3 separate regions of the Homo sapiens genome follow, and all the other regions are linked to region 1. Evidence: read pairs that join two places in POLR2A ChIA-PET (ENCODE). Cell type or tissue: MCF 10A. All regions are shown on one strand. Each heading gives the region's core, and the rest is flanking DNA. Links, peaks and the distances in the headings are about the cores only. Region 1 overlaps LINC00578 (long intergenic non-protein coding RNA 578). Region 2 has its middle 8.5 kb from the start of LINC02015. Region 3 overlaps LINC00578 (long intergenic non-protein coding RNA 578).

The links. ChIA-PET counts read pairs that join two places held together with the same protein. Peaks named below come from ENCODE experiments on the same cell type or tissue, not always from the same donor. Only the 100,000 strongest peaks of a DNase experiment are listed, where the experiment ranks them.
Region 2: POLR2A ChIA-PET joins it to region 1 with 9 read pairs; 1 of 35 experiments calls an interaction of 5 or more read pairs at or near these places.
Region 3: POLR2A ChIA-PET joins it to region 1 with 6 read pairs; 3 of 35 experiments call an interaction of 5 or more read pairs at or near these places.

Annotation. Positions count from the first base shown.
Region 1 is chr3:177,585,518-177,593,992 of GRCh38, forward strand. The region is part of intron 2 of LINC00578 (long intergenic non-protein coding RNA 578); the gene reads left to right. Among named protein-coding and RNA genes, the nearest start is that of LINC00578, 150 kb to the left of the region's middle. RefSeq lists silencers at 3,430-3,630, 4,430-4,630. In MCF 10A, for the core only: no CTCF peak of the experiment used is centred there; DNase peaks (open chromatin) are centred at 4,604, 6,064, 7,374 and 8,264.
Region 2 is chr3:177,804,095-177,812,569 of GRCh38, forward strand. No RefSeq gene overlaps it. Among named protein-coding and RNA genes, the nearest start is that of LINC02015, 8.5 kb to the right of the region's middle. In MCF 10A, for the core only: no CTCF peak of the experiment used is centred there; DNase peaks (open chromatin) are centred at 3,257 and 6,247.
Region 3 is chr3:177,494,492-177,502,966 of GRCh38, forward strand. All of the region lies in intron 1 of LINC00578 (long intergenic non-protein coding RNA 578), which reads left to right. Among named protein-coding and RNA genes, the nearest start is that of LINC00578, 57 kb to the left of the region's middle. In MCF 10A, for the core only: no CTCF peak of the experiment used is centred there; a DNase peak (open chromatin) is centred at 3,940.

The sequences.
Region 1 (8,475 bases), core at 288-8,287:
CAGTCTTTTGGTAACTGTTCCTTTCCCTGCTCTCATCATGGGGATGCAAGAAGAATACCTGCTTTTTTAGACACAATTGATTGGCTGATGGGTGGGCACTTCGAACCTAGTTTGTCCAATCAGATCACTTTCTTGGGGTTTTTCTTACTAAAACTGTGATGAGTTACATCATGCTGGAGATAGAAGCTATGGGATGAAGAGTTTCTGACTGGTGGTTTCCATGTTTTCTTCCATCTGGAGAAAGTTAGTGTGTGCTGAGAGAGAATGAAGCCCACACAGAGAGAGGCAGAAATGACAGCTGGAGGGAGAGGTTTGGCATTGTTTGAGGTTCTGGTTCTGGTTTCATTTATTCCTGAGAACCAGTGATATCCCTGACCTTTCCATAATTTTCATTTTTCCACATTTCCTTATATTTTTTGTGCTAATAATTTCCTCATTTATCAAGTTAATTCAAGTTAGGCTCCTGTCATACCAAACACCGTCCACAGTTTGTTATGTATTTAAGACATACATTTCTAATTTCTCTTTCAATGCCGGAGATCCTGAAATATCTCTGAGCAAATAATTGGGAGTAGGTCTGACCAAATCAACAATTCCACTTAATTCAACACATGTTTATCAAATACCTACCAAGCCAAGACAGTCTCATCAAGAATGCATGTAAATGGCCACTCAGAATTGGAACAGCTAAATAATTTTGAGATATTCCACTATAAATAATTTTGTAGCAAACTCCCAAGTGTACATTGCTGAAAAAAATAGATGGAGCCCCAAATTGAACTCATTAGAAATATGACCATAGGGAAATGAAAATCATTCAATGATAACTTTTATTTTCTTAGCATTTCCTGGATTCTAAATCAACTGTGGGCTAGAAACTGGCTCTTAGACTTTATCTTTTATGGTAACTTACACCATAATCAAGAGAAAGCTTTTTAGTTCCAAGGAATTGTAATTCAGTAAGATACTCTAAATTCAGTCATCCATTTCTCCCTGTTGCCCCAAACCACTAGGAAGTAAAGAAACTGAGCAAAAGCTGTATAGCTCTTCATTATAATGCTACTGTTTTGTTTTGTTTCATTTATTATTATTTTTTAATTTGTCTTTTGTGTTGCACATGACAGGTGATTGGGTATTTTCTTAGTGGTTTAAGGAGTAAACCACTAAGTCTTCCATGTCACTAGAGGGTTTTAAAAATAAAGTGTGGTGGTGTTTCTTGATAACAGAGTTGAGTATCAAGTGCACGTGTCTCCCTCGTATAGGGTTAAATAGTCATGGTGAGAATGTCTTAGAAATGATCAGATAAGGCCAGGCGCGGTGGCTCACGCTTGTAATCCCAGCACTTTGGGAGGCCGAGGCAGGTGGATCATGAGGTCAGGAGATTGAGACCATCCTGGCGCTAACACGGTGAAACCCCATCTCTACTAAAAAAAAAAAAAAAATTAGCTGGTCGTGGCAGCACACGCCTGTAGTCTCAGCTACTTGGGAGGCTGAAGCAGGAGAATCGCTTGAACCCGGGAGGCGAAGGCTATAGTGAGCCAAGATCGCACCACTGCACTCCAGCCTGGGTGACAGAGCAAGACTCTGTCTCAAAAATAAATAAATAAATAAATAAATAAATAAATAAATAAATAAATCATATCATGGCAAGTAGAGTGCTAAGCAGAGTATAGGTACTTAATAAATAGCTACTAACCGATTACATAGTAAGAGGTATTCAGAAAATGTATACCCAACATTCACATATGAAGCTGCTTCTATCTTAAAGTTTGTTAAGAAATTCTTTAAAAATTAATAAAATCTTAAAAAAGCACATGCTCTTAGGAAGGTTTCAAGGTTTTTATTGTTTGTTTTGTTTTTTGGAGCAAGCATGAATTTGTTTCTCTGTTTTTGCCTTGTTACCAAACCCGAACTATCTCTAACTCATCAGTCCAGGAGAGGAACCCAGTATTATCTTGCCAAAATGTAATTTTTAATATTTCTCACATTATCAAACTGTAATTCCTGCTCCCATAGGGCCCTTTGCCATCACTAAAATACCTTACTTTTCCATCTATCGCTCCCTTTGATTAGTCACAGTTTAGAAGTGATGACTACCTTTTTCTTAACTCATTTTTTAAATTATATAAGTAATATGCTTTTAATAGTATAAATGTTGTGTTAGGCAGTTTTCTTGCTATAAAGAAATACCTGAGGCTGGGGAATTTATAAAGAAAAGAGGTTGAATTGGCTCACAGTTCTGCAGGCTGTAGGGGAAGCATGGCGCTGGCATCTGCTTGGCTTCCGGGGAGGCCTCAGAGAGCTTTTACTCATGGCAGAAGGTGAAGCAGGAGCAGGCATCTCACATTGCAAAAGCATGAGTAAGAGAGAGAGGTGGGGGTGCGGGGAGGTGCCTCACATTTTTAAACAACCAGATCTCACCTGAACTTATCACCAAAGGATGATGCTAAGACATTTGTGATGGATCTGCCCCATGATGCAAACATCTACCATCCGGCCCCACCTCCAACACTGGTGATTACATTTCAACATGAGATTTGGTGGGGAAACAAATCCAAACCATATCAAACATGAAAAAATGAAGGTGACCCCCTACTCCCCAAAAAGAAAGAAAAATCACTCTTCATTTCCCTGCCCAGAGATGTCTGTTGTTAACCTTTTGGTAGGTTAACAACATCTTGTTTCTTTTTCGTCAGCTTCTTTTGCTTTTCTTCCTCTTCCCTCTTTCTGTCTCTGCCCATTACACACACACACACACACACACACACACACACACACACACACACACTTGTACAGTACATGCCTGCATGTTTCAAACTGCAGTGGAATTGTACTCTTTATCCCATATCATGAAAAATTTTAATGTCAATGAAAACTCACATCCAGTATTATTTCTAATGACAGTACAATGTTTCATTGTGCAATTATACTTCAATATAGCTTCCAGAAAAATTTAAAATATTATCAAGAGGAAGTATAGTCTTTAGGATAAAAGATAAAATGTTATCAAGATGAGGTATCGTTTTTAGGATGCCTCCTAATCCTCTTTATGTAGACTTGACTATGTCTTATAATCTCACTGCTTCATTTCCCACCCATAAAGCAGGACACTTTAAATCTACCCAGCACATTCCACTGGGGTGGTAGGTGGGATTAATTAATACTTTCAAAAATAATTTAGAAAGTGAAAATTGAAGGACTGACCTGAGACAAAAGTGTCAACTAAGAAAGACTGATCTTGAGACTCTGTTTACTTATCTGTAATATGGGATTCATATCAATATTATAGGATTGTAATGAGGATACAAATTAGGTGATAATAAGAAAGCATCAACCACTGACAATGACATCCAAAAAAGAATTCGGTGAACATTAGTATCCTGTCTGGGAGCTCCACTTTTTTACTCTAAGTCTTCCCTGTCTCTTCTTGCTTTGTCAATTTTCCCTCTTGTCCCCACCTCCGGTTCCTGGGAACCTTGTGTTTTCTGTCCTTCCTGTCAAAAGCTCAGCTTTCAGATCCTTCCTTCATCATAAAGTGTCAATACCTAGCAGGTGATTAAAGAACACTTTAACAGGTAGCGGATGTTCAGATGCCTGGAATTTTAGATATCTGCAGCTGGGTGGGGTGAGATAAGACCCAGTGAGTGGGTATTCACTTGCCTTGCTTACCTATTCATTTACCTTGCATGAGTCTACCATGATGACTGGTAATAGTGGGGTTGATATTCAGGATATTTAGCAACCAGTTCTTCCTCATCAGAATGGATGCTGACAGAAAACAAGTGATTTGGCCAGACAGTATGCACTGGCTGTGTGTTAACCTCGGTAAATCGTGTTTAACACACTCTTGTGGTCTTTACTTTGTTAACTGAGCTATTCACTTTGTGGTAGGGTCTGTGGAGCAGTAGAAATAATCTGAGATTTGGGCTTCCATTCAAACCCTGGCTCTGTAATGTCCTGCTTGTGTAATGTTGGCCACAATTTTCTTATCCCTAAAGAAGAATTATACTACCTACCTCATAGAGTTTGTTTGTTTTTGGTGAGGCTCAAAAGTAGTTTCTATAAGGGAATATTTTATAATGAGAAAAATGTGATAGAAATACTAGCTGCTATGATTCAGGAGTTCTTCTTTCTCTATATGTGACAAAGACAGCACCAATTATGCACCAAAGCTATAGATTAAAAAAGATTCCAGATTTAGTATAAATGATAGTTTATATTTTAAGGCTTAGTGAGATGGGGTAAAATGTATATTTCTGGGTACCCATAGCTCTTTCTCATCTATGAAATAAGACTGTCCTAAATCATTCTGAGCTTCCCTCTAACTCTTCAAATCAATGCTTTCAGGGCCAGGGCTTTTTATTGGGCAATTTCTTTGGGGGTTTGAGTCTTCTTTGCCAGGCTACTCGGACTCACTTTAATTGAGTGCAGCTGCGGAGAATTAGCTACCCGCCCCCCTCTCTACTTCAAGGCTAGGCTTGAACAATTCTGTTCTGAATCCATGAGTGGCCCAGAGAATGAAAGAGACAAAAGGTTTCAGGTTTCTCAATCAAAGTTTCCTGTGGTCCTACCCATACCAGCTATTGTGTGCTTTTTTCCCTGAATGACTCAACTCTGACCTGTCATGAAGTGTTTGATATTTATATTTCTGGAAATGGTTAGCCACATTACTAGGTAATAAGGTTGCAAATTCCAAGTCTCCCTTGTAGTCGAGGTCAGATGTTGTCCTGGGAGTGGGTGGGAAGGTAGAGAGGCCAAGATTGAGGCTGCTATGCTTAAGGGCAGATGATGAGATCAAGCCTGGCTGCCTGCATTATTCCCTGGTACTTATCTCTATTTTGGCAAAGGACCTCCTGAGCTCTTAGTTCAAGTTTTCTGGTCTTTTACTTAAATTTGCATGGCTCTTGGATCTTTTCAATTGTTATTATTACTCCATATTTAAATGGAATTTGCCTTAAAACATAAAATATTAGAGGCCGGGCATGGTGGCTCACGCGTGTAATCCCAGCACTTTGGGAGTCCGAGGAGGGCGGATCACCTGAGGTCAGGAGTTCTAGACCAGCCTGGCCAACGTGGCGAAACCTCGTCTCTACTAAAAATACAAAAATTAGCTGGGCGTGGTGGCAGGCTCCTGTAATCCCAGCTACTTGGAAGGCTGAGGCAGGAGAATCACTTGAACCCGGGAGGTGGAGGTTGCGGTGAGCTGAAATCGTGCCATTGCACTCCAGCCTGGGCAATGAGAGTGAAACTCTGTCTCAAAAAAAAAAAAAAAAAAAAAAAAAAAAGAATATTAGCCTGGAAAGAGAGCCACAGGATTAAACAATCCAACCTACTCCTTTGGAGTAGAGGTAATACACATGGAGAAAAGTTTCTTGACTTGCCCTGGGCTACAGAACTGCTAAGTGGAAGAGAGAGGTCTGAAGGGCCTGGTTTCCTGATTCTAAGTCTGTTGTTTTTTCAAGACGACTTTCTGTGCTAATTCCTGTTGGTGTGGTTTGCCCTTGGACACTTCTGATGCTCTCAGCTTCATCCATCTGTTTGTTCCAAATAAACACTATTATTCCCCACATACACACATCCTGGGACATTATCCACATACAGGAATCTAAAAGTGCTCAGGATGTGGCAAAACCCCAGGGAAAGAAGGAAGGGCAGGGGAATAAAAGGGATGGGAGTGAGGTTGCTGGGGGCAACTGAATTCACACTGGCACAATGACCGGTTCAGTCCTAAGTCAATCTAGTTAGGTACTTTAATATTTTAAGTCTTTCCTTGGGATGGCCCAGGGTGGTGGGCCAGCTCCCTCCTCTCTTTGCTCCTCCAATATATAGGCACCTGGAGCCAGAGGGTTTGTTAGTTTTAAGACCCCACCTACATTTCCTATCCTGGGTTACTGACACTGGCAGGGACTGACTTGTAATGGCAGGAGCTGGCTAATCAGTTGCAAGTTCCTGACATCTGGTAATGGAGAGGAACAAAGAGTGGGAGGCCAAATAGGGAACAGACAAGCCCCATGCGGGGTAAAGTGAAATAGGGCAGAAGTGGCTGGGCAGGAAGACCGAGAAACACACACATGACATGTTCAGACATATCCACATTCTCTCACACAGGAAGAGGTGGCGAAAGCCCACAAAAACTATGCTACTCCCAAACACCAGTCACTTCCCTGGTGCATCCATGAAGTTGACTAAACTGCTATACATTCCACTGCCTTAGAGGTCCACAACCCCGTTGAAGAGCTCAGAGTCTAAAGGAGGGAGCTCTTTGGAGCAGGGCAGTGGCTCCCAAGGCTGCCTGACCTTCAGGATCACTGGTGCCTCTTGTTCAATGTGCAGTTTCTGCAGTTGCTTGGTTCCTCTGAAAAGAACCTAACCACCTTTGGGCTTCTCTATTAATAAGCTATACGAGAGATTCTTAGGACAAGGGATGTTTGGGGAAACTGATGGGGAGAAAAGAACCTGGGATGTGGAACCACATGATCCTGTATTAGCTTTGTACTCTTGAGCAAGTGTTTTCTGAACCGAAAACAGAGGAGGTATAGTAATGAGTTCAAAGGTATAGCTCTGGAGCCAGAATGCCTGGGTTTGAAATCCTGGCTCTGTTTCTTATTAGCCTTGTGTCATTAGGCAAGTTATTTAACATCTTTTCCCCTCAATTTCCAATCTGTGAAATAGTGATAATGATTATAGTACTTTTCTTATTTTCGTGAAGACTGAGCTATGACTTAACTAACTTGGAAAGATACCTGGTTCATTGAAAGACTATACAACCATTTGCTGTTAGTATTAAATAGTGGATAATGATGTTATTTCCCATTTTGTTAGGAATTATGTAAGAGGATATAGATAAATTGCTTCATGCAAAGTTGATGCTCAATAAACAGTACCTGCTTTATTGTGAGCTGTATACATAAGAATGTTTACAAACATTGTCTACGTGGGAGCATATTATCATATTGTAAACTGAGTACGTAAGTACTGAAGAGACCTCAGGGAAAGAAGATCCTAGAGTCTTCTGCAAGCCTAATTTATAAGTCAGTGCATCAGCTGAGGCCATCAGGCTAAATTACAGCTGCTCAAAGGGGAGATGAGAATATCCATTATCTTATGAGTGGATCCATTGAAAGTAATGGCAAAAACCGCAATTATTTTTGCACCAACCTAATATGAAGGATAGTGTGGATGAGCAAGGCTCGAGGCAATTGTTATCAGTTCAAATCAACTCAGATCCTCGTGAAAAATCAAATGGATTTTAAAAACCTAGCTCATCGGAAAACTGCCAAAATGCATGAGAACAGCTCCGGAAATCCCATCTGTTTCATATTTACAGAACTTCTCGTTCCTTCAGTCTGGGCACAACTGACTCACTTTTCATTGTGTTCCTATGGCAGAGTGTCTTGTCATTTCCAGAGAAACCAGACAGCAGGTTTGATGTGGGTGAGAAATGCGCATGCCTGCTTTTGTAATTGGTAAGGCTGTCTAAGGATTTGATTCCTTGTGAGCCACATGGGAAAGGGATTATATAATTTAGCAAATTTACAAATATATATTTTAATGTGAGGTAATGATGCCCGGATCATAAACTATGCCTTTTCTTTTGCTCACAGGCACCGCTCTCTAGCCAGACTGCCCGGCTCTATTCTTGTCCCACTACTTAGTAGCCATGTGACTTTGGGCTAGTTACTTAACTTCTTTTTTTTTTTTTTTTTTTGAGATGGAGTTTCACTCTTGTTGCCCAGGGTAGAGTGCAATGGTGCGATCTCGGCTTACAGCAACCTCCACCTCCCGGGTTCAAGCGATTCTCCTGCCTCAGCCTCCCGAGTAACTGGGATTACAGGCATGCACCACGATGCTCGGCTAATTTTGTATTTTCAGTAGAGACGGGATTTCTCCATTTTGGTCAGGCTGGTCTCGAACTCCTGACCTCAGATGATCTGCCTGCCTCGGCCTCCTAAAGTGCTGGGATTACAGGCATGAGCCACTGCGCCTGGTCTAGTTACTTAACTTCTGTGTGTGTCCCAGTTTCCGTGTGGATAAAATGGTTAAAGTAAGAGTACCTATCAGTATTAATTAAAACTACCTGCTGTTACAGCCTCCTAAACCTTAGAACAATAAATATTTATGTCTTGCTCTCACCAACGTCTGGTGGGCATCATGGTGTTTTTTTTTTTTTTTTTTTTTTTTTTTTTTTTTTTTTTTTTTTTGTGGCTCCCTTCCAAATAGTGATTTAATCTAGATCTCTTTCATCATGGGACTTTGTCATCCCCTAGGGCTGTGCTCTCCCGTATGGTCACTAGCAACATGGGGCTTTTGAAATTTAAGTTAATTAAAATAAAATATTAAACTTCACTTCCTAGTCACACCTTAAGTGCTTGTCAGCCACATGTGTCTAGTAATTTGCTACATTGAATAGCACAAATATAAAAAGTGTCTATCTGTTAAAGAAAAAAATTATTCAATGACAATTTTAAAAGCATG
Region 2 (8,475 bases), core at 108-8,107, 220 kb after region 1:
GTAGAAAAAATACATTCAGCTATTTCAATTTGGGATTAAATTTTCCATCCATTCGTTTATTCAACAAGCATTTTTTGAGAGCCTAGCATGTGCCAAGTACAACACTGATTGCAAGGAATACAAAAATGAATACACATTAGTCCCTGCACCTTCATAGCTTTCAGTCTGTGGAATTTATTTACTTATTCAGCGGAATAGTTCAACAAATATTTAGCGAGCATTGATTGAGTCCCAGCTGCAGTTATGGGGACCAGGAATACATGAGTGAAAAAAGAAGATGGGGATTACTTTCTAGTGGAAGGAGATGGAAAATAAACATAAATACATAAATAAGTGAATTCTGTAGTATGCTACAATGTGATAAGGGCTAGTGACACCTAGTGAAGCAGAGGAAAACGGACCCGGGGTGTTAAGTTGGTGGAGGGGGGGTTCAGGGGCCAGGGGATTTGCAATTTTTAAGTAAGGTGGTAAAGGCAGACTTTCCTGGGAATGTGACATTTGAGCAAAGACTCAAGGAAATGAAGAAATGAGCCACATGGATATCTGGGGGAAGAACATTTCAGCAGAGGGAATATGAGCAGAGCAGGGAGCAGGGGGCTGTTGTAACAGAGGGCTGCTTTAAAATGCCGTGGCATGGGAATGCAGGGTGCAGGAAAGAGAGATGTAGAAGCGGGGATCTTGGTTGCGTTTTCCACTGACCAAGTCTTAGTCATTTTCTATTATTCCTATGACTGAACTGCCTAGGTTCCTCCCTTGGCTAGAAAGGCTAGATCTGGGAACAATGAATGGAGAATGCGTGATGTGTCTGCTGACTACACCTAATCATCCACTTCCAAGGCTTTTTTTTTTTTTTTCTCACCTCTATGACTCTAGGATCCTTTATTTCAGTGGTTTTTGTACGCGACAGAAGAATGTTGCCGCCAGAAGTCTGAATTAAGACCCCGCGGACATGGAAGATCCCCTTTTGACTTTCTGGTTGTAGTCCCATGAGTCAAATGACAAAAAAAAGAGGTGGTGGTATTGGGAAAGGTTTCTGTGGTTGCCTAGGACAATAGGCCTGATATTTCAGGGAACATCTTTGTATTGGGAGGCATAGATGAAATGTTAGAATTTCCGTGGAGGCCAGGAGCGGGGCGGTGGCTCATGCCTGTAATCCCAGCACTTTGGGAGGCCCAGGCAGGTGGATCACGAGGTCAGAAGTTCAAGACCAGCCTGGCCAAGATGGTGAAATCCTCTCTGTACTAAAAATACAAAAAATAGCCGAGTGTGGTGGCAGGCACCTGTAATCCCAGTTACTTTGGAGACTGAGGCAGGAGAATCGCTTGAACCTGGGAGGTGGAGGTTGTAGGGAGTTGAGATCACGCCACTGCACTCCAGCCTGGGCAACAAGAGCAAAACTCCGTCTAAAAAAAAAAAAAAAAAAAAAAGAATTTCCCTGGAATCCCTATGCAGACTTTCATATCAGTAGTAAAGTTTATCTAATGGGGAGATCAGACTTCCTTGTCACCAGCCATTCAGTCTTTCTTCTTCAAGGGCTCTGACGGTCCAGTCAAACCACTAGTTTCTCCTCATAAACGTGTGGCTTCTTACCCCAACCAACTCCCCTTTCACGCAAAGTAGACGCAGATGACCTTGAAGTTCTGTATACCATGAATCTTTCTCTTCTGTGGTGTTTACAGTCACAGCTGAGTACCACTACTCGCCAATTCAGATTATTGTGCAAAGTTCACCAACTTTTTCTTCTTGGATATCCTAGGCCACTTTGCTTAACATACTTGAAGTAGCTAGCTTCTCTGATTGAAAATCAGACCAGTTTATCTGTAAATTCAGTCAAGGTTTTCACTGAACAGTTATCCTCATGTTTACACTGATTATTTTCTCAGTTTTTAACCATTCATTTTTAAGCAGGAAGTAATCATAGTTGGGCCTTTTTACTTGACTCATTGGATTTGCCAGACATGGAGAAGTTTTACGTTCTTTGATTAAAACTTCAGTCACATATTTTCTTTATGTTTTTTGCTGTTCTCCAATATAAAAGTTAGACTCTTTAAAAATATTTAGGAATTTTGCAGTCTCCTTTCTTGAAGTATAACTTACTACAGTAAAATGCCCAAATCTTAACTTATAAGCTGATTGACTTCAAACATATCTACATCCTCTTGTAATTACTCCTAGATAAAGATTAAGATAATTTCCATCAACTTAGAAAGCTTCACCATGCCCCTTCCCAGGCAATATTCCACCTCAGAGGAAACCATTGTTCTGACTTCTATCTCCATAGATTAGTTTTGTTTATTCTTCAGCTAAATAATTACATAATACAGTATGTATTTTTTCTGCCTTCTTTTATTTAACACAGAATTTTTGAGGTTCATCTACATTGATGTATTAGTAATTTGCCCTTTCTAAATTGCTGAAAGTATTTCATTGTGTAGATATACATGGTATTTATCCATTCTCCGATTGATGAACTAGAGAACTGTCAGCAGCCCTTCACTCTGGTGAAGACTAGAAAAACTTTCAATTTTTTTTCTAGTTTATGGCTATAAAAAAGCTTCTATAAATATTCTTAACATAAATTTTCATTTTGTTTATTTTTAAGATAGACACATGCATGTATTTCTCTTAGTTGCATATCAAAGAGTGGAGTTGGTGAGCCATGGGGTGTGTTTAATTCTTCAGGAGACTGCCAAATAATCTTCCAAAGTGGTTGGATTGTTACATATTCCCAACAGCAACAGAAAAAAGTTCCAGGTGCTCCTGTTCTCACCAACACTTGGTATTCTCAGTGTTTTTTTTCTTAGCTTTAGCTATTAAAATGCCTAATTAGTGAGAAAAGTGTACATTTTGATGCCCTTAAGGAAATATGCCTGCTACTGAACTCAGATAAGGAGCTGAGCATGAAAGGACTCAAAGGGAAAAAAGAATTCTGTTTAGACAGAAAAAAAAGTTTCAAGTCTGCAGATTTTTTTTATCAACATCTGAAGAGGGATGCCATGCCGTGAATTTTCCTTCAGCCATGAATTGTGATAACATAAGAAAATGAAAACACAAGCGAAATCTATTCACAAAAAGGTAGAATCTGGTGTGAAGAACCTTAACTGGCAAAAAGGAAGATTTAATTTGCAGTTATTTGAACTGAGCGTTCTTTTTTTGATCCTTTGATTTTTGATCACTCTGTTCTCTCTACGTGGGTGCTATTGCAAACACGCTTGTCTTCAAACTCCTTGACATAGCTATGTGTCATTCTTATGGGAAAATTTCCCAACTCTAACTTGCGAGACTGGCCCTAAATGGAACACGCTGTGCTATAAAAATGAAAGACACTTTATAAATGTATCTCTTCTAAGAGGTGTGTTATTTTGCATAAAATAGAGTTAACAAATGATCTGCTTTTAGAGTATGAGTTAACACTAAAATTTTAATATTTGTTCCAGTTTCATATTTTAAAATTATTTTCAACTTAGTCTTTTTGAGAATGTCATAGAAGAATACATTTATTTGAAGAATCAAGAAAAAATCCAGCCTACTCTACTTAAGAGTCAACGATTCTACTAGCACATTCCAAAAATGTCTTTCCTTTGAATCCTCATTGTATCTTATGGATTTATCACACATACTTAACTTTTTCTTTACAAACCTGTTTCTATCTGCTAGATAATGGCAATCTTGCTGGCAGTGATCATAGCCCATTCTCCACTCCCGGGGCCTGGTATGGGGTCTATAACATACTGAGTCCAGAATTGGTGGGTTCTTGGTCTCACTGACTTCAAGAATGAAGTCGCGAACCCTCGCGGTGAGTGTTACAGTTCTTAAAGGCGGTGTGTCTGGAGTTTATTCCTTCTGATGTTCGGATGTGTCCGGAGTTTGTTTCTTCTGGTGGGTTCATGGTCTCGCTGGCTCAGGAGTGAAGCTGCAGACCTTCGCGGTGAGTGTTACAGCTCTTAATGTGGCGCGTCTGGAGTTGTTCATTCCTCCCAGTGGGTTCGTGGTCTCGCTGGCTTCAGGAGTGAAGCTGCAGACCTTCATGGTGAGTGTTACAGCTTGTAAAGGCAGTGTGGACCCAACGACTGAGCAGTAGCAAGATTTATTGCAAAGAACGAATAACAAAGCTTCCACAGTCTGGAATGGGACAGGGCCCTAGGGTTGCCACTGCTGGCTCAGGCAGCCTGCTTTTATTCTCTTATCCGGCCTCACCCACATACTGCTGATTGGTCCATTTTACAGAGAGCCAATTGGTCTGTTTTACAGAGAGCTGATTGGTCCATTTTGACAGGGTGCTGATTGGTGTGTTTACAATCCATGAGCTAGACACAAAAGTTCTCCACCTCCCCACTAGATGAGCTAGATACAGAGTGCCGATTGGCGTATTTACAAACCCTAAGCTAGACAGAGTGCTGATTGGTGCATTTACAAACCTTGAGCTAGATACAGAGTGCCAATTGGTGCATTCACAATCCCTTAGCTAGACACAAAGATTCTCCAAGTCCCCACCAGATTAGCTAGACACAGAGCACTGATTGGTGCATTTACAAACCTTGAGCTAGACACAGAGTGCCAACTGGTGCATTCACAATCCCTTAGCTAGACATAAAGATTCTCCAAGTGCCCACCAGATTAGCTAGATAGAGTGCCAACTGGTGCATCCACAAACCCTGAGCTAGACACAGGGTGCTGATTGGTGTGACAAACCTTGAGCTAGGCAGAGTGCTGATTGGTGCACTCACAATCCCTTAGCTAGACACAAAGGTTCTCCAAGTCCCCACTAGACTCAGGAGCCCAGCTGGCCTCACCCAGTGGATCTTGCACCGGGGCTGCAGGTGGAGCTGCCTGCCAGCCATGCACCCGCACTCCTCAGCCCTTGGGCGGTCGATGGGACCCGGCACCGTGGAGCAGGGGGCGGTGCTCCTCTGGGCACGGGGGTGGGGGCGGGGGCGGGGGGAGGAGGGAGAGACTCAGGCATGGCAGGCTGCGGGTCCCTAGCCCTGCTTGTGGGGAGGCGGCTAAGGCCCGGTGAGAAATCGAGCACAGCAGCTGCTGGCCCAGGTGCTAAGCCCCTCACTGCCCGGGGCCAGCGGGATTGGCCGGCCACTCTGAGTGTGGGGCCCGCGGAGCCCATGCCCACCCGGAACTCGGCTGGCCCGCAAGTGCCCTGGGCAGCCTGGTTCCCACCCACGCCTCTCCCTCCACACCTCCCGGCAAGCTGAGGGAGCCGGCTCAGGCCTTGGCCAGTCCAGAAAGGGGCTCCCACAGTGCAGCGGCAGGCTGAAGGGCTCCTCAAGTGCGACCAGAGTGGGCGCCAAGGCCGAGGAGGTGCCCAGAGCGAGCGAGGGCTGCGAGGGCTGACAGCACGCTGTCACCTCTCAATACTAATTGATAATAAATGTTTCTGGAATGCTGAATTGCATGAAGGAAATGAGAGAAAATCACATAAGCTGCTTTCAAGTCCCGACCTCTGAGAACAATGCATATACCTTTGGACAGCTTATTAAAAGGAAAATTTCAGGATGTGTACAATGTTATTTTCTGTTTATTCCTGGACATGAACATAATATTTAATTAAACTCTGAGAGGTAATACTAATAATATTTGTGAGACTGTACACTAGCTATAGAATGACAAAAGTTACAGCTTTCATAATCTTTTCCTGTGGAATAACACATACTAACAGAAAATTGTTTGCTATTTTCCCTTTAGCAAGGCTAAGGTATTGTCCAGTGGTTTGGCCAGTGAAGTCAAAATATCCCCACCATTTACTTGGTGAAAACCACTGAATCAGTTTCTACGAGGTAGAGAGAAATAACCTCAGAAGCTAGCCTTATAGACTCAATTTATAAAGTCATGGTAAGTCTAAAACAAACAAACAAAAAACAAACAAACAAAAACCTCCCCACCAAATGTAAGAGAAATGAAGAAACAAGATTCCAGATTCAATTTATATAAGTTTTCTCTTCGAAAAAGTTATTTCTAAGAGCCCTGAAAATAAAAACCATTTTACCTAGTTATAGAGAAAATTATTTTTCCAGATTTTTTTGGCAGTGTTTTAGGTAGAAAAAAAGTTTTGTAATGAGATTCTCCTTCCATAATTATTCGTATCTGTGCATTTGGTAGGTACTGAACACACTCCACTGTATCTCAGAAGGGATCTACAGATAAAGATGACTCAGCACAAACAGTTCCAATCTGAAGCATTCAGAGAATCTCTTCTTTCCTTGTTCTCAGATGTTTTGAAATAAACATTGGCAGTGTTTATTTATGAAGGTTCGGGACTTTTTGAATGTGTCAGCAGCATGCCTTGACTCTAAACAGACTATGTTGCAATTTTTTTCCCTGATGATTCAAAACTATAAACTTAAAATTACCTAATTAAAAAGATACTGAACTACAATAAACTTGGACTACAACTTCAGTTATGTACCTTGTCTGAAATTAGATCATTTCAATAACCCCTCTTCATGCCAAAGACAGCGTTTCCTCTTAGTGCATAAACATCCTCTGAACTCTGACTGAGGGTTCTTTGTTGCTTGATCATTGTTGTTTTGAACGATATAATTTTAATTCTTTCCCTGTTTTGTTAAATTGAGGATTTTGGCTCAAATTTATTTTTCTTAATAGGCTATGAGTTACACGGAGAAGTAGAAAGAAAATAGCTCAAGAGAAGTGTCAACAAATACTGTTGGGGGGGTACTCAATTGTTTAAATAAGAATTTAAAGCTTAAGTTTATTGTGAATAATTCTCATTCTGGAGAGATGAAACGAAGAACCTATATATACTGCAGTCTAATGATAAATATTTAAAATCCAACGAGAAACACTCATCCGACATACATATTTCTAGCATTTTCCTGATGTTGGTAATGCATTAATAATGCTTCAATTGATTGGCATATATTTTGGTGGATAGGCCAAAAACAGGATGTCAATTGCTAGAAAGCAAGATGCCTTCTCTCCTCTATTTTCTCTTTTCTTTAGGTCCCATGAAACCTCAGCTTCCCTATTTGTTTAATGGAGATAATCATTCTTTCTTCATTTTTTCATAGTCAAATTGGCTGTAGAGTTCACCCAAAATGATGTCTATGGACATATTTAAAGATATCACAGGCCATAGAAATGTGTTAAACTTTTTTGTTAATGCTGGATAATATGGCCTGATCTCGTACTTTCTTCTTGTAGTAATTTTTACTTCCTCATTTTGCTCCTGTAAAGTATCTATGTTGAAGGGAGAATTGTGAGCTCACTCATCCATGAAGAAAAGAGGTGAGAGAGACTGAAACGGAGGCGAAGAGGAAGAAGATTATTATCCCTTATCTCTAACTTTTCTACAAGTATTTGCTTCTAGAGAGACATGAATAATAGTGAGAAAAGTAGGAAATTTCCTTTCTTTCCTTTTCTTTTTTGAGATGGCATCTCACTATGTTGCCCAGGCTACCTTTCAACTAACTCCTGGGCTCAAGTGATCCTTCTGCCTCACTTACCTGAGTAGCTGGGACTACAAGTGTGCTCCACTGCACTTAGCTTAAATGTCTTTTCCAATAAATAAATACATAAATAAAAGGCTGGAATCTATTTTTAAAAAATTTGTGTCAACCCAGAATACAATAAAGAGATAAAAGGTTTAAACAGTGTCTATATCTTCTGCCATCCCAAGAGCCACTTAAGAGGAATGCTAGAACTCAATAGGTAACAGACTGAAGATAATTATCCTAATCATAACTTCTAGGGGATTGTGGGTAGAAAGGGGGTGCTGGTGTGAAGTTATTGCATTTAACTTTACACAACCATACAGGGTAGTTATGTTTAGGCTGATATTACGAGAGCTAAAAGTGAAAGCCCAAGGAGGTTAAATTCCTAGGTTACAGTGAAACCAGTGTCCAAACTAAGATTTGTTTTTAAAGACTGTTCTCTGGCTATGGCAGAATCCAGTCACATACAAGGTACAGCCCCTAGCATTGTGGTTTGTGAAAAATAGATGCCTAACAATTGCATGTTGAGTCAGAGGTCACAGTAGCTGGAAAGGGTAATGGTGTTTGGTAAATTGGATAAATTCACTTTATATTGTTGATTTCTTTCTGTAATTTTTTTTTTTACTGCATCTGTAAGCTATCTGAAATGTGAGCACTGAATTTTATCTATTTGTCTTTTTGGTTACAGTAAGAAGTACAGATACTTTGCTCGGTTGGTGGAACAAAATTATAGATGAGATGTGTCAATATTGTGGTTGTCTCTAAATTTGTTTATGAGAGATTTTTGTAAAAATATCTTTTGCCTTGGAATAAAAAGAAGATAAAAAATTTTGATATTGGAGTTGTATGCAAATCTGCAAAACTTTCATCTATTATTGCCATGAAATTACTATGTTTAGAACAATCCTTAACCTACACTTATCTATGACATTGCCTGTCAATTTTATGAAATGGAAAGATGGCTTGGGTGACTTGAACCGCCGGTAAGAACGTCAGAGAAAAGTTGATTTCC
Region 3 (8,475 bases), core at 332-8,331, 91 kb before region 1:
CAGCTGAGTGCCACCATTGTACAGTAGACACGAGTGAAGACGCTTTCAGATGATTTCAGCTCCCAGTCTTTGAATCTTCCATCTGAGACCCCAGACCGTTGTGGATCAGAGACAAGCTGTCCCCACAGTGTCCTGTCCAATTTCCTCTACAGAATCTGTGAGCATGACACATTGCTGTTTCATGCCACTGAGTTGTGGGGTAAATTCATATGTGTCCTTAGTAACTGGAACAGATTTTGATGCCATGTAAAATGGTACAAAAGAAGAAGAAGATAGCTCGGGAATTTTTGCAACTTGCTTCTTATCTATTAATTTAATTTGGTCCATTGCTAGACCAAGTACGTAAGAGTTAATTCTGTATCTAACAATTTAGTAACCAGATTGTCAGTAAAATGCAAGCAAAATTTAGAAGGACAATGATATTTTGTCCTTCTGTCTTGTATTGACAGATTCAACATGGTACTGGTTCACTTTCAGCTTCTGACAAAGGATACTTTTGTTTTCCTGGTCTCTCTCTTTTTTTTTTTTTGGTTGAGATGGAGTCTTGCTCTCTTGCCCCGGCTGAAGAGCAACGGCGCAATCTTGGCTCACTGCAACCTCTGCCTCCTGGGTTCAAGTGATTCTCCTGTCTCAGCTTCCTGAGTAGCTGGGATTACAGGCGCGCACCACCACACCCGGATAATTTTTGTATTTTTAGTAGAGATGGGGTTTCACCATGTTGGTCAGGCTGGTCTCAAACTCCTGACCTCATGATCCACCTGCCTTAGCCTCCCAAAATGCTGGGATTACAGGCGTGAGCCACCGCGCCCAGCCTTTTCTGCTCTCTTACAATTGTTTTACCTGAGCGCTTACTAATTTACTCTTAGCTAAAGTTCTCCTGTTCAGGAATGAGGAAATTCTAGTAGCCAGCTCAGAGGTGGTCAACCAGAATTCTTGTATTATAGGAGCTCATAATAATAAAACTTTATATTTATAGATGGTTTTGCACAAGGTTTTTACATCCTTAATCTCAAGTGAAGTTTACTAATGCATTTGTGTGGGCTTGGCATATAGTGGCCAGAGACTATACTGATCTAGTATGTATTTGCTGCTTCTTGCAGCTGTTGAAATATGTGATACAGTATATGCATACTAAAGATAAAGATGTACAACTAGGGGGAAGAAACAAAGAAACTAGTGCCTACTTTTGGCATCTATGTGAGAATGTTAAGAAATAGAATTCTGGGGGTAGAGTCCTATGGGGACCTGGTGAATTGGCACATGGCCAGATGCTATGTAAATACATAGCAGCCATCCCACTCTTGGAGGAGAAATAAATACTATGAGAGGGTTGGGAAGGTACAGAAGGTCATTTTGTAACTGCCAAGACCTCTGAGGGTCTAGGATTTTATCTACTTGCAAGCTGACAGGTTAGCCAGCCACAGTTTCAAGGATGCTGGTTGGAGACTTGAGACTCCCAGGTCAGAGGTAAAGGACAGTAGCCAGAGAATTAGCATTTTTGTCCTAATCCCTAAGCTCCAGTTCCCACAGGAGCTACATAATAACTGCACACTCAATGGGTTTGTTACAGAAGAGTCCCCGAACTTAGGGAATCTGAATCTTGTGTAATATACATTTAGCATGCTTGACCTTTGCTTTCAGAGAGAAACATTTTCTTTATTACACTGGACAGTAAGCATACCTGCCTTTTGCTTCAGTGGGAAATATCGCCTTTAAAATCATGGCGAAGCTGTAAGCAACCTGCTCTTTGCTTTGGAGGGAAACACACTGTCTATTATTTCCATGCTGTTTGCTATACAAATATCCTTGAAAAGATAGTTCAGAACAAAAGGCCGTCAGTACTTCTGCTTATAAGATGTGCAGAAATATTGAGAGATCCATGGAAAATTGTCTGCTAACAATAACTCCCAATCTTCAGAGGATCCAAATAAATTGCAAACCAACTATTATTGTTAGGCTAGTGATGAAGGGTCAATGACAGCCATATGCATCAGGAAAATTAGAGGGAAATGTGTACTATAACTTGAATTTACATGTTTTTTCTTCTTATCTGCACTTCAGGATTGTCTCCATCAATGGGGTAGCAAAGACAACTTTCTAACAATTCAATTTCCCTGTAGTTCAAGTCTGTCTTCTTTCTATATTGGTTTGGGGACCTGGTGGCTACCATTGAGACTCTGAGCAGCATCATTCACATTGACTCTGTGAAATAAACAGAATGGGTACTTATTCTTTCCAGCTGATGGGAAAGGACATTTACCCATGGCTGGCTTTAGGGAAAAGAACCCCATGTGATAGGCTGGTAGTGACAAATGCAGAAGGATACTAAAAAAAGCTGAGTTCCTGAGACCTGCTTAAAAGAAAAAGGGGCTTCATTGGAAGCTGCTTTGCATTAGATATGGCGTTGGTCACTCACCTGTTTTCTTCCATATCCAATCTTTACCCTTTTTCTGTTCTACTCGATTAATTACTTGCACCCTTTGTGAAGGAGAAATTAAACAAACTGCTTATTGGCTCAGCAAGATGATAAAATGAAGAAAATTTATTACCAGCAGACCCATCTAAAAGAAATGCTAAAGGAAGTAGTTAGGCTTAAGGGAAGTGATACTAGAGAAACTTGAAACTTCAGAAATGGAAGAGAATGGTAACTGGGTAATATAAAAACTGTCTGGTAATATTAATATATTAATATTAAGAACTTAATATTTTAAGTTCTTAAAATATGTATGACTATTGAAAGCAAAAGTTGTAACTTTTGGCTAGGCATAGTGTGGCTGGAAGCGGTGGCTCACGCCTGTAATCCCACACTTTGGGAAGCCGAGGCGCGTGGATCACCTAAGGTCAGGAGTTCAAGACCACTGTGGCCAACATGGTGAAACCCCATCTCTACTAAAAATACAAAAATTAGCCAGGTGTTGTGGCACATACCTGTAATCCCAGCTACTGGGGAGGCCAAGGCAGGAGAATCGTTTGAACCCTGGAAGGGGAGGTTGCAGAGGGCTGAGATCATGCCATGGCACTCCAGCCTGGAGGACAAGAGCTAGACTTCGTATATAAAAAAAAAAATTGTAACTTTGGTAGGGTTTCTCGGTATGTATATGCAAAGCATCTGACAGCTGTGACACAAACGGGAGAAGGCAAAGGGTTGCAGGACTTCCATGTTTTGCTTGTAGTGGTAAAATATTCCATCTAAATAGACTGTAAGAGGTTAGGTATGTATTTCATTATCCTTAGCGCAATCATAAAAAAACTATACAAATAGATATAGCCAAAACACCAACACATAAACTTAAGCGGAATACTAAAAAAAAATTCAAAAATAGTTAAATAAATTTTCTAGAATTGCAAAATATCGTCATTGAAATGGAAATGCAGTGCATGGTTTAATCAGCTGGTTAAAGACAGCTAAAGCAAAAAAATTTATAAACCGAAAGTTAGATATGAGAAAATTGCCGAAAATGCAGCACTGAGATAAAACAATCAATTGTATTGATAAGGAGAGACAAACATCTTTTGAAAGATTTCAGATTATATCTAAAGTGAAATAATTGATGAACAGTGTAATCATTTATCAGTTAATATTCAGTTTCATAAAAGTCAATTGACCATTCACATTAAAAAAATGTTGTAACATATTTGTTGACGCCTGCAGATTTAGACCCTCTGCTCAGGACCAGGTTTTACTTCTGCATCTGTGCATTCATATACCACTAGAAGGTGAAAACATGGTTTGGGGTCTGTTTTGAAGTATGAGGAGAAGTTGGTTAGGGTGCTTGCCAAAGTGCCCTCATCCTTGTGGGCACAAACATCCACTGCTACTGATTTGAAGAAAGTGGTTCTGTAATTTCTACATCCACCTGCTGCAAACTGCAAAATTCCTTGGCAACACTTTCAATTCCCTTAGCAACTCAAGGTGCATGAGTCACTAGGCTGAAAGTGGAGCTCAGCCAAATCTTGGTGGGATCATAGAAACCCGCTCCCTGCTTGCTTTCTCGAGGGAGCTTCCTACTGGGAAGCAGCAGAGGTGCCCCTGGGCCTGACAGTTCCCTGTGGACATGCGGAGGGAGGCTGTTCTTAAAATGTCACTGAAAACAGAATTTGGCAGCAATGGGGACTTAGCGATCAGCTCTACTTCACCTTAGAGAATAAGAATCAAGGTTGTGCAATATTAGTAGATTACATGCTAGTCAAATAATAACAGATCCTGTAGTAATAAATGTAACAACTTTACTATTTATCTGTCTAGGTACTGTCTTCTTTAATCCTTTCAACAGGTCTAAATGGCAGGCATGTTTATTCACATTTCACAGATGAGGAAACTGAGGCTCAAGAAAAGATGAAGTCAAAATTCTATCACAGACTTATCTAGCTCCAAGGCCTCTCTATTACCACTGTGCTGTCTCCTAGGTAATTCGCAGTATTATTGACGACTGTGGATGTGTGAATCGATAATGCTATCTATTCAAAGTGTATATGATATACACATATACACACCTATATAGGCACTTTTAAATTATATCCATAATGAAAGACGGCTTTGTTAGAGTGAGACATAACCCAATATGGAAACTCACCATTTTGTATGTCTTAGATTCACTTTGCTGGACATCTTCTTACTTAAGGGCCCCTTGCCTAGTGAAGGGGAGTCTATGACCAGCTTTAGAAAATAGGGTTAGGTTATCAAATGTCCATCAATGATAGACTGGATTAAGAAAATGTGGCACATATGCACCATGGAATACTATGCAGCCATAAAAAAGGATGAGTTCATGTCCTTTGCAGGGACATGCATGAAGCTGGAAACCATCACTCTAAGCAAACTATCACAAGGACAGGAAACCAAACACAGCATGTTCTCACTCATAGGTCGGAGTTGAACAGTGAGAACACATGGACACATGGTGGGGAACATCACACACCGTGGCCTGTCAGGGGGTGGGGGGCTGGGGGAGGGACAGCATTAGGAGAAATATGTAATGTAAATGACGAGTTGATGGGTGCAGTAAATGAACATGGCACATGTATACCTATGTAACAAACCTGCACGTTGTGCACACATACCCTAGAACTTAAAGTATAATAAAAAAAAAGAAAAAAAAAGAAAAAAAAGAAAATAGGGTTAGGTTATATTCACTACCCTTTCTGGTAGTTATAGTTTTGTTGGTCAAGCTTTTGGTATAGGCACTGGAAATTGTTATTGGTTTATTTGGGAATAAGTGAGTGTTAATTTTACACACACACATGCAAAATACATTATCATTATTTCAGATTTTACATAGCGAAATGAATCACCGGACAGCTGAGGTTATCTATTCACCCTAGAGCCTTCTCAAGAGCATGCCAGCAGATGATCATGAACCTATGAGTCCTCCAGAAAAAAACAGGCCCTGCTGGGGCTCAGCAGCTAGAGGATCAGGTCCTGGAAGGGCCTTATACGCAATCATAGAGCACAAGGATGCCTTCATAGTGTGTTTTAGGAGGTTCTGAGGTTCTGAAAGGCCTTCTTTGTGATACAACACATTTAATTAGACCAACATTTGCCATAACCAGTTTGTGTCCAGTAATGCGTCAGGCTCTGGATGTACAAAGATAAAGAAGTCAAAGTCCATGGCCTCTCAGCTTTCCCCATCCAGTTTGAAAGGAGGACAGGAAAGAAAATAGTGGCGCTGTAACAACAATCAGGGTTGCATGTGAAGCTCTATGAGGACATATATGTGCGTATAATTAATGCTGTAAGATGGGAAGGTAAGAGAAGAAAGTCAGCAGAAGCTGTAAGAAGATATTTAGGTTGGATGTAATGGCCGAGTTAGAATGCAGCAGGGTTATGAGGGCACAGGGCATTGCAGCCAGAGGGAAGTGTGGGAGTAGAGCTTTGAGAGCCGAGCCTGGGAGGCTTTGAAGAGTCACGGGATGGAGACTGGAAAGGTGCAGAGGGCCACATCACAAGGAATGTGGCTTTATCCTGTTGGCTATAGTTAGCCAACATCAACCAAACTGGGACACTTTTGAGAGTAAAAGGAGGTGCTAAAAATAAGTGGAACTTAATCTTTTGAATATTTATTGACCATCAAGTTGACTCTATTAAAAACTTTTTGAAAAAAAAATCTTTTTTTTTTTGGAGATAGAGACTCCTTCTTTCTCCCAGGCTGGAGAGCAATGGCACGGTCTTGGCTTCCTGCAAACTCTGCCTCCCGGGTTCAAGTGATTCTCATGCCTCAGCCTCCCAAGTAGCTGGGATTACAGGTGCGCACCACCATGCCCAGTTAATTTTTGTATTTTTAGTAGAGATGGGGTTTCACCATGTTGGCCGGGCTAGTCTCGAACTCCTGACCTCAAGTGATCTGTCCACCCCAGTTTCCAAAGTGCTGGGATTACGGGCATGAGCCACCACGCCCAGCCTGAAAAAAATTCTTAAAATATAAAAATATTGCCTGGGCACAGTGGCTCATGCCTGTAATCCCAGCACTTTGGGAGGCCGAGGAGGGTGGATCACCTGAGGCCGGGAGTTTGAGACCAGCCTGACCAACACGGTGAAACCCCATCTCTACTAAAAATACAAAAAACTAGTCGGGCATGGTGGCATGCGCCTGTAGTCCCAGCTACTCCGGAGGCTGAGGCAGGAGAACCGCTTGAACCTGGAAATCTATAAGTTGCTTTGGACAGTATGGTCATTTTAATGATACTGCTTCTTCCTATCCATGAGCATGGAATGTTTCTGCATTTGTTTGTGTCATCTCTGATTTCTTTGAGAAGTTTTTTGCGGTTCTCCTTGTAGAGATCCTTCACCTTCCTAGTTAGCTGTATTCCTAGATATTTTATTCTTTTTGAGGCAATTGTATAGGCACATATTTTAATCTATTTCTTATCTAAATCTATCCTTAATATCATGCCATTAGTATCTTTCTGAAGAATATATGTATTTTCAATATAATCTTATTAAAATGTTCTAATAAAATTGAGTAATAGTCAAAGCTATATATATATATATATATATATATATATATATATATATATATGTTTTTTTTTTTTTTTTTTTTTTTTTTTTTGAGAGAGGTAGTCTCACTGTGTTGCCCAGGCTGGAGTGCAGTGGTGCAATCTCGGCTCACTGCAACCTGTGCCTCCTGGGTTCAGCCTTCCATGTAGCTGGGACTACAGGCGCATGCCACCATACCTGGTTAATTTTTTGTATTTTTTTTTTAGTAGAGATGAGGTTTCACCATTAGCCAGGATGGTCTTGATCTCCTGACTTCGTGATCTGCCTGCCTAAGCCTCCCAAAGTACTGGGGTTACAGGCATAAGTCACCACTCCCGGCCTCAAAGCTCTATTTTATGGTAAATAAATTAGAATGTTTGATGACTCCAATGAATTATTCTCTTTTTTTTTTAAATTAAGAAAATACTTTCCCTTCAGAAACTGAAGCATATTCAAAATAAATTCTGCTCGATGTAGGATATTCGCAATGAAAAAATTTTTTTATATTAAAATGTGTAAACATCTCAGGTTGTTTCCCCCCTCTATTCAGTGTATTTTTATTCAACAAATGTTTTTATAAGACAAAAACTCATCAAATAAGTCATCTGTGTTTATGATGTTTTTGAAGTTTTGCCAAATATAAATGTTATAAAATTATAAGTTTTTTTATTCTACTCCAGAACAGAATATAAATTTGTTGAATTAAAAATAGTTGCTCTGTCAAATGATCTCCCTAAAAGTAATATATTCTGAAGAACAATTATCAAATTTGAAAACAGAAACTTGTTTACCCTTTAAGCCCTTTTCATTTGATATGTTCAGTTCCTCCCTTGTATTAGGAAGAATAAATTTCAATGTCTTTATTGTTATAAACCTTATTTTTAGTAACCAAAATTTACTAAAAACTTCAACACTTTTTTGTTGTTTTATTTATGGAGTACTTTTATTAAAGAGTTCCAACTAATTTTGAACAAAATGCAACCATAATTTAGAGGACTTTTTAATTTAAAAATTCAATTCCATTGTAGGACACTGGGGTTAATATAAAAAATTCTTCAATGGCTCAAACATTTTTTTTTTTTTTTTTTTTTTTTTGAGATGGAGTTTTGCTCTTGTTGCCCAGGCTGGACTGCAACTGGGCAATCTCAGCTCACTGCAACCTCCGCCTCCCAAGTTCAAGCAGTTCTCCTGCCTCAGCCTCCCGAGTAGCTGGGATTACAGGCACTTGCCACCACACTTGGCTAATTTTTGTATTTTTAGTAGAGATGGGGTTTCGCCATGTTGGCCAGGCTGGTCTTGAACTCCTGACCTCAGATGATCTGTCTGCCTCAGCCTCCTAATGTGCTGGGATTAGAGGTGTGCGCCACTGCGCCTGGCCCCCAGGCTCAAACATTTCTAATATTCAGTTGATTGTAGGCATCAAGAAAAAGAAAGTTTGTATTGCAGTATTGAATTTTTTTTTGTCTTCAGCATGTGTCATCCTAAATTTTATGTAGTTAAAC